2 separate regions of the Homo sapiens genome follow, and region 2 is linked to region 1. Evidence: read pairs that join two places in POLR2A ChIA-PET (ENCODE). Cell type or tissue: PC-3. All regions are shown on one strand. Each heading gives the region's core, and the rest is flanking DNA. Links, peaks and the distances in the headings are about the cores only.

What was found. Peaks named below come from ENCODE experiments on the same cell type or tissue, not always from the same donor. Only the 100,000 strongest peaks of a DNase experiment are listed, where the experiment ranks them.
Region 2: POLR2A ChIA-PET joins it to region 1 with 6 read pairs; 2 of 35 experiments call an interaction of 5 or more read pairs at or near these places.

Annotation. Positions count from the first base shown.
Region 1 is chr9:38,706,456-38,710,848 of GRCh38, reverse strand. All of the region lies in intron 1 of FAM240B (family with sequence similarity 240 member B), which reads left to right. Among named protein-coding and RNA genes, the nearest start is that of FAM240B, 11 kb to the left of the region's middle. In PC-3, for the core only: a CTCF peak has its summit at 2,667; a DNase peak (open chromatin) is centred at 1,848.
Region 2 is chr9:38,766,490-38,770,882 of GRCh38, reverse strand. No RefSeq gene overlaps it. Among named protein-coding and RNA genes, the nearest start is that of FAM240B, 49 kb to the right of the region's middle. RefSeq lists an enhancer at 1,829-3,028. In PC-3, for the core only: no CTCF peak of the experiment used is centred there; no DNase peak of the experiment used is centred there.

The DNA of each region.
Region 1 (4,393 bases), core at 269-4,268:
ACGCTTGTTGTGGGAATTGAAGGTGAGATGTAGAGCACTTTGAAGAATAAAAGGCATTCCATAAGCACTCAATAAAGAGCATAAAAATAAGCCAGAGACCACAGACCTGCAGCCCACCAGCCAGTAGGCAAAGATACTGTGGGCAGTTTTGTCTGACCACTTAGTGGGGGCAGACCTGCTCCATTTCTGAACTCACTTCCACGCCCTGTCGTTGCAGGGCTGAGTTTCATTGGCCAAAACCAATGCATTTCCCCCCACTGCCTATACTTTAAAAAGGAGAACTATTGCCCTCTACCCATGAGTTTATAAAAACTGGGGAAACAAAAAGATAAATGCAGTAAACCTGATTTTTAGAGGTGGGAGTCAGAAGCAGATAATATTCCTAAGTGTTTATTATAAAAATAACCAGAATAACTCAAGTATGTGGCCTTCTGGACACTACAGTTATTTAAATTTCCTGCTCCTGCTTTTTGAGCCCCTGGGGAATGGAAGACAACACAGTTATCTGGGTTCTAAGAAAAATAAATGATCTTATATTCTGAGAGAATCTCAGGTTTAGAGGGAATTTAAAAGACATCAAGGCCGAGCGCTGTGGGCTCACACCTGTAATCCCAGCACTTTGGGAGGCCGAGGCAGGCGGATCACGAGGTCAAGAGACTGAGACCATCCTGGTCAAAGTGGTGAAACCCTGTCTCTACTAAAAATACAAAAATTACCTGGGTGTGGTGGTGTGCACCTGTAATTCCAGCTACTCAGCAGGCTAAGGCAGGAGAATTGCTTGAACCCGGGAGGCGGAGGTTGCAGTGAGCCGAGATCGAGCCACTGCACTCCAGCCTGGCGACAAAGCAAGACTCCGTCTCAACAACAACAAAAAGACATCAAGAGCACATACACGCTCCCCTGAAAAGTCTCTTCTCTTCCATCTGCATACACATGGGATGAAAGTAGCAAGTGGAAACTTAGAAGGCACGTGAGTGTGCACCTCTGAAATTGAGTTTATAAACAAAAATCAATTGCACAACAATAGAATGGAGACACCTGAGTTTGAAAAGTTGCTCATGTAAAAAATAGGAGCTTAATCTTACAGATCTTTAGAAGTGGCTTAGGAGGGTTCAGGTACCTAATGGGTTTATGTGTCTGCACATTGCTTAGTATTTCTTATTTCTGTGACAATAAAACCCTACTGGTCCATCCCACAGGAGATCACAGCGGCTTTCCCTTCTTCCCGACCACACAGAGAGAACAACTTGAGAAAGCAGCGCCTTTCCACTCTCATTTGAGCCCCGACGGGGGCACCACCATATGCATATGGCATAGAGCTAATGATTGTCTCTGCCTGGGCCAGGTGCAGAGGCAGAGAGAGCCACTGTTAGTGCCTAGGTTTTCCATCAATACCGCCAGGGAAATGTAAACATCTTTCATTTCCTGTTTCCTGCCTTATTTTGGTGTTTTCCTAAAAATGCTTTTCTAAAATTGCTATCAATTCTGTTCAAAGAGGGCCATACCAGCTACAGTGAGCCTGGTAAATGGGAGCAATAAATATAAAACAAGTTTTTTAAAAGTGGAAGGAAGAAGATGGCACAGCTCATCTCAAACAAAATGCACTTTCTTTTACAGAAGTTCTTGCACCTGCTGAAGTTCAGATTCACCAGCAGTTTTCAGCAAAACAAGCAGTGAGGCTGTGAAATAACATGGAGGGGTTGAGGCCAAGAGTCAGCACAGTGGCAACTGTCAATTTTAGTAAGACAGTCACTCCTTAAACATGTTCAGCATCACTCAGTAAATGTGATTATAGGGCCTGACCACAGAGAGCCCACAAATATAACATCCTAAGTGATGTAAGGGTGAAACTCATCACCAAGAGCTTTGCTAAAGGCTTCACTGGACGTGGTCCAGCACTGGGTCTGGGACAAGACGGGAAGCCTCTTATCCCCATGATCTAAGGCTTTCTAATTCTTACAGCCCAGCAACAGAGATAAATAAGCCTTCAATATGAGCTGAGTCAATAAGAAGCAAAGCATTTGATATCACGTATAAACTAAAGACAAGGAGACTGTATTTAGGTGGTGGTTCAAATTCAGTTAGCACTTTTGATGCTTGCCAGGGATCAGGAGATGCATTGTGAGTCCCCTGAACAAGCATGTGGCATGTGGGGAGGGGCATTTGGGGAATGAATGGTGGGCTGTGTTGGGGGCACTTTCCTGTATGTTACCACACTTCATCTCCACTTCATGGCTAAGCAAAGGGGCTCCGAGCAAGTGAAGGGCTTTCTTGCTCAAAGTCACAACAGTGCAAGTCCTCCACTGAGCTTTCTCTCCATCCTGGTTGTCAGGATGCAGCCTCCTGGCCTGACAGGGGAGGTAGGGATGCAGCTGTGTTTCGCAGGCAGGACAGCTGTGTCTACATGACCCCTAGTGAGTGGGCTGTGGCTTGGTGAAGAACTCCAATCCCGGTTCCTGCTGGAATGACAGCAATAGCGAGCCTGAACAGCCAGAGTGGTATCTGCATGCTTGGGTGCAGAAGCAGGATAGGGGGCTGCCCCATGAGACAGCGTAGGAAGGAGGAAAGCATAGAGAAAGCAAAATAGTTCAGGGTGCCCTGCAGCGAGAGCACAGGGAGGAGGTTTCGAGAAAAGCTAAGGAAGAAAGACATAGGTTCTACCTGCAGATAGAGAATGCATCCACTAGGAGGGGCAGGTAGGTAGCCCTCTGACTGCATCCAGCCAAACGCCATGTTTTCTTTGGCCAGTGTGGTGTTGGACCCTTTTGGAATGCATGTCTTGAAGCAGAGCACGTGCCCTTCAAGACCTAGTGCCACTGCTCCCAGTGGCTTCAGTCCTTTGGGATGCTTATGGATCCCTGAAGACGTCTGAGTTCATGTCCCCTCCTAAGTCCTTCCAAAGTTCATGCCCACTACTCTCAAGCTACTCTATGAAAACAGAGACCCTATAAGTGTTTTTTGATCAAAAAGGAATGAGAAGCAGAGCTGGCATGCATCAGATACTTCATAGCCTGATTTCCTTTGGGTTCACCCTAATTTTTTTTTTTTTTTTTTTGAGACCGAGTCTTGCTCTGTTGCTCAGACTGGAGTGCAGTGGCGCTGCCTCAGCTCACTGCAATCTCCACCTCCCAGGTTCAAGCGATTCTCCTGCCTCAGCCTCCTGAGTAGCTGGGATTACAGGCATGTGCCACCACGCCCAGCTAATTTTTTGGTTTTTTTTTTGTTTTTTTTTTTTGTTTTTTTTAGTAGAGACGGGGTTTCATCGTGTAAGCCAGGATGGTCACCATCTCTTGACCTCGTGATCCGCCTGCCTTGGCCTCTCAAAGTGCTGGGATTACAGGTGTGAGCCACCACGTCTGGCCCAGGTTCACCCTGAATTAATTTACTCCTTGGGTGTGTAGACAACACCCTGCTTTCAGCTATTTTCTGTAACCCAGTTCATGACTGTGCAGCTACAGTATCTGCTAGAGTAAATCCTCCTTCCATATCCAAACCACACCTTCCTCCCAAACAGAGAGGATGTAAAATGCCGTGCGGATGTGAGCAGGCTGTGTTCCTGCACGGGCCTCTCTTGTCTTCATAATGAATTTCTTTAGAATAAAATGTTCATTATCAATTTTGAGAAAAGAAGAGCATTTCAATGAGTACCTGTTTGACCAAGCTATCCTTTTTCTAAATACCGGGTACCCAATATGAACTTGCAATCTTTAGGGGTATTTTGTAATTTAAAAAAATCTGTGAAAATATTATGCATATAAAAGGCATTACCTTCTGCATACTTACATTGCAAATTCTGCATTTAACACCTTCCTCGCAGTTAAAAGCAAGCACTGTCTTCTTATCTTGAACTTGTACATCAGGAAAATGAGATGCCTTAGATGTTCCTGGAGCCTGAACAAAACCCACAGGAAACCTAATTGCTAGAGGAGGGCATGCATTCCACACCCTGGTTCTATGAATGAAAATGTAAAATCAGATGTATTTTGTTAGTGGCTTCTCTTTCAATGTCCAGTGGCTAGAAATTTATTAGAATTCTGTGCACTGAATGATTATCCTGGGAAAGAAAATAAGTGAGAAATATGCCCTTGAAAGACAGGAGCGTGTGCTCGGGTCAGGCTGGAGGACAGTCCCAGGGTGCAGAGAGAAATTCCAGAGGCTCCACGGCGCAGCTCCAGCCTGGCAGACTGCAGAAGGTGACTGGATGTGAGCGTTTCCCTTACCCAGAAAGCAGAAAAGCAATCCACGCTCAGACCCTCAATGTCTGAGATACTCCAAAGGGGCCGGCTCTTGGAAGGGGGTCATTTAACTTGAATAACTGAACACCCATTAAATGCTTCAGTGTATTAAAAACAAAATACGACTGAGCTTCTGTTCAAGAAGCTCTACCGCTCTA
Region 2 (4,393 bases), core at 249-4,248, 60 kb before region 1:
TTTTCTAAAAGGCCAATATCTGAAATGCTGCACTGAATAATACGTTTCTCCCCTCATTGATACATGAAGCTTCTTTTATCAAATATCCTACCTAGTCTGTTTTAAAACTCTCTATCTTGTTTTAATAAATTATCTATCTATCCTTGTTCCTTATCATACTATTTTAACAATAACATTTTAATCACAGGAACCTTTTCCTCCAAACTTATCTGTGCAATTTATGCTTGCTGTTTACCTGGTAGGATATTTTCAAGTCAATTTTTTAAGTAGTAAAAAAACAAAAACAAAGTCCAGTTGAAATTATTATTGGAATCAAAATTAAATTACACATTATTTTTTAAAGAAATTCAATCTGGCCTGGCACGGTGGTGCATACCTGTAATCCCATCACTTTGGGAGGCTGAGGTGGGCAGATCACCTGAGGTCAGAAGTTTAAGACCAGCCTGCCAAACATGGTGAAACCCCGACTCTACTAAAAATACAAAAAATTAACCAGGCTTGTTGGCGCATGCCTGTGATCCCAGCTACTTGGGAGGTTGAGGCAGGATAACTGCTTGAGCCCATGAGGCAGAGGTTACAGTGAGCAGAGATCACACCACTGCACTCCAGCCTGGGTGACAGAGCAAGACTATGTCTCAAAAAAAAAAAAAATTCAATCTTTGCCATGTTTAGTTTTTCCATCAAAGATACAGAATGCCTACTCTATTATTCAAAGCTTCATTTACTTTTCATTCTCTCGTGTTAGTCTAATATAGTCTTCATGATTACCAATCCTATGTTTGTATTTTTTGGCAATATTATTTATGTTGTCTATGTTTCCATTATATCTTTTAATTAAGATTTTAGGCCCGGCGTGGTGGCTCACGCCTGTAATCCCAGCACTTTGGGAGGCTGAGGCAGGCAGATCATGAGGTCAGGAGTTTGAGACCAGCCTGGCCAACATGGTGAAACCCTGTCTCTACTAAAAATACAAAAATTAGCAGGGCGTGCTGGCGAGCACCTGTAATCCCAGCTACTCGGGAGGCTGAGGCAGGGAGAATCACTTCAACCCGGGAGGCAGAGGTTGCAGTGAGCCTTGATTGCACCACTGCACTGCAGCCTGGGGTACACAGCGAGACTCTGTTGCAAAAAATAAAAAAAAAAAATAAAGATTTTATCGATACAGGTATGCAAGTTCTTATTTTTTGTGCAAACTTGTTTCTAGTCACTTTACCAAACTTATTGCTGGATAGAGGTTTTCATTAGCTAATTCTCTTGGATGTCTGAGCTTTAAAGTTATATTATTTGAAAAAACTTAAATTATCTACACAAAAGTTCTGGAATCTTCACCATCTTGCTTTGTCCTGCCAGGCCTGCCTCTGCCCTCCAGAATAAAAGGGCCCTGGGAGTGATGTTGGAAGAGTTTCGCCATCCTTTACCCCAAATGGGCCTCTGGTCCATGGAATATTCCTGGAGGGGACATTTGTGGTGGCCCGTGGAAGACAGCGGACCAGTGAACAGTGTAGCAATGAAGGTAAAATAAGTTGTATTTCCAAAATAGTTTTTAATATAGCATCACATACTTCCACAACAATAATTAATTGGTCTCTTTGTTTTAATAGTTAAACGTTTATTTCTGCTGTTTCATGTTTTATCACAAGGACCAAAAGACCCAGAATGATTTGAATGTAGAACTGGGAACACAGGGAGCCTATAGGAGAATTCCCCCAAATGAACAGGTGGCTAAAGGCAAATGCCTCTCCTGACACATCAGAGCTGGGGCAGTCCCAAATGAGAGCTCCCTGGGGAGGCCCCAGGCTGTGGGGCGGCCACCTCTGGAGTGTGGATTCCACAGGAACTCAGAGGAGAGGTAAGGGGGAGGCCTTAAGGCCCCGGAACTGAGATGATGGAAAACCAGAGTCTGTGCTGTTTCATGGAGCACCTGGGGGAATCTGGAATGGGATCCTCTATCCCATGTCACCTATAAGAGAGATCATTGGCTTGGCTTTCTTTCCAGAAGCTGGGAAATATTCCTTTTATTTTATTATGTTTGCATTTATATTTTTCTTTTTTTTGGGGGGCAGTTTTTTAGTTTTGTAAAGAGTGTTCTGAATGGTAGAGAGAGGAGGTGGTGTGCGGTGTTTCAGCTTGTACTCAAAGCTCCAGCACCGTATTTCGCCTGCGCTACACCTACGGTGCTGAACCTCGACTGGCACAGCATTTGTCAGACTCCTCCTGGATGGACATTCCACGTCACTGACTATAAATTTCAAAAGGCTCCACAGAAAACTTCACCACACCAGGGTCACATTCTCAGAATAGAAGCACTCTTCTAACAGTCACATGAAATGAACATCAATGTCCCAGATGTTCCTACGCACCCTTGAGTCACTTTCTATTAGAGGAATAATCACGATTTGCCTTCCTTGATGTCTGAATTTATTTATATTGTAATGTTACTTATCTACTCACTTCACAGGTGTGGATGAGTCACAAATGGCAGCTAGAATCTTGACTAACTGCCTCTCACTGATGAATAAAACGGCAAGCTTTTGTAGGTTGAGCAAGGTTATTTGGAAGAGAAGTAATCTTTTTCTGTGTAGGCAAAATGCATGCAGTTTGTCCAGCCTAAGAGAAAGTGAGAAACATTGAGAAAATTAGACATTTAGCTACAAAGCTAAGGAAATTAAACATTAAGCTACAAAGTTAAGGAAATAATTATGAGTTATTAGATAATTCCAGTAGGGAAACCCCAATTGGCTTGGTGTCATCATTATGACAGTAAACTCAGTTTAAAAATTGTTATAGTAGTTTTATTCACAGGAGACCAAAACTGCAAACAACCCAAATCAAAACTTGAATGGAATACTATATAGCAATGAAAAATAATGGATCACTGCCATTCAAAAGAATATGAATGACTCTCAAAGGCATAACGTTGAGAAAAATAACACAGATCTGGAGAGTATTGTAATTACCACTGCATACAGCATGGGGGAGGAGGTAATACATGCAATGGGCCCCTGGGGAACTTTCTAGGTGCTAGAAATGTTGTATATCTTTATATGAGAAGTGGTTGTATGCTGTATAAGTATGTAAAAGTTCATTGAATTGTACATGTAAGATTAGTGTACTTTCTTATACTCTGTGTAAGTTATACCGCATTAATAATAATAATGCCAGTCCTTGAGGAAATGGTTAATTCCGGGTCTGGGCAATAGAAGTAGTCGGTGAACAGTTACCTTGTTATGTCAGAAATCAAGGGAGCACTGAAAGCACAAGAGGGCTGCGCCAGAGCAACACGAGAGCCCGCTTGAAGAGGTTCACGTGGGAGTGCATGGGTTTTTCTCAGAGAGAAGAGGAGGATAACTTCTTCACCAAAAAATACTAGTCCTTCTGAGAAATCTTCTCTGACAACCGTCCTCAACAGCTACTCTCCATCTCACTACCAGCTTCAGCTTCCCTCACAGCACTTACCACGGTCTGGCATTATACTACATATCTACATCTATTGATTGTCCTAACTTGTCTTGTTTAGCTCCCCAAAGAGACTATGAGCTCCATGAGGGCAGCGACTTTGTCTGGTTCTCTAAGGTATCACCAAAACCTAAAACAGCACCTGTCACATGGGAGGCACTGGATAAAAGTTTGCTGAGTGAATAAGAGCAGAAAAGGAACTCTAAGCCACAGCATCATACCCACAAGATGTTTAAAAGTTGACCTGTACACGTTTTGCAGTTTACATACTATGCTAGATGATTTGCCCTTGTCTTTGTTTTTCTTTCCCTTAATCTTCTCTGCTCAATGAGACTGGCCTGGAGGGCAGCCTCCAAGTGTTTTGTTTGTTTGTTTGAGACGAGTCTCGCTCTGTCACCCAGGCTGGAGTGCAGTGCCGCGATCGGGGCTCACTGCAAGCTCCGCCTCCCCGGTTCACGCCATTCTCCTGCCTCAGCCTCCCGAGCAGCTGGGACTACAGGCGCGCACCACCACGCCCAGCTATTTTTGTAGTTTTAGTAGAGACAGGGGTTTCACCATGGTAGCCAGCATGGTCTCGATCTGACCTCGTGATCCTCCCGCCTCAGCCTCCCAAAGTGCTGGGATTACAGGTATGAGCCACCGCGCCCGGCCTCCAAGTGTTATTATTATCCTGCACCCTGCACTGCACCTAGCCCAGTGGTTTTCAACCAGGGGCATTTTCCCCCGGAGAGCATTTGGCAATGTCTGGAGATTTTTTTTGTTGCCCACCTGGAGGTGGAGGGTGCTACTGGCCCCTAGTTAGTTGAGGCCAAGGATGCTGCAGAACTCCTAGGAACAGGACAGCCCCCACAACACAGTACCGAGCAGCCCAAAGTGTAAATACTCCTGTGGCAGAGAAACCCTCCCTCTAGACCAGTATCAGACATAATGTGAGTGC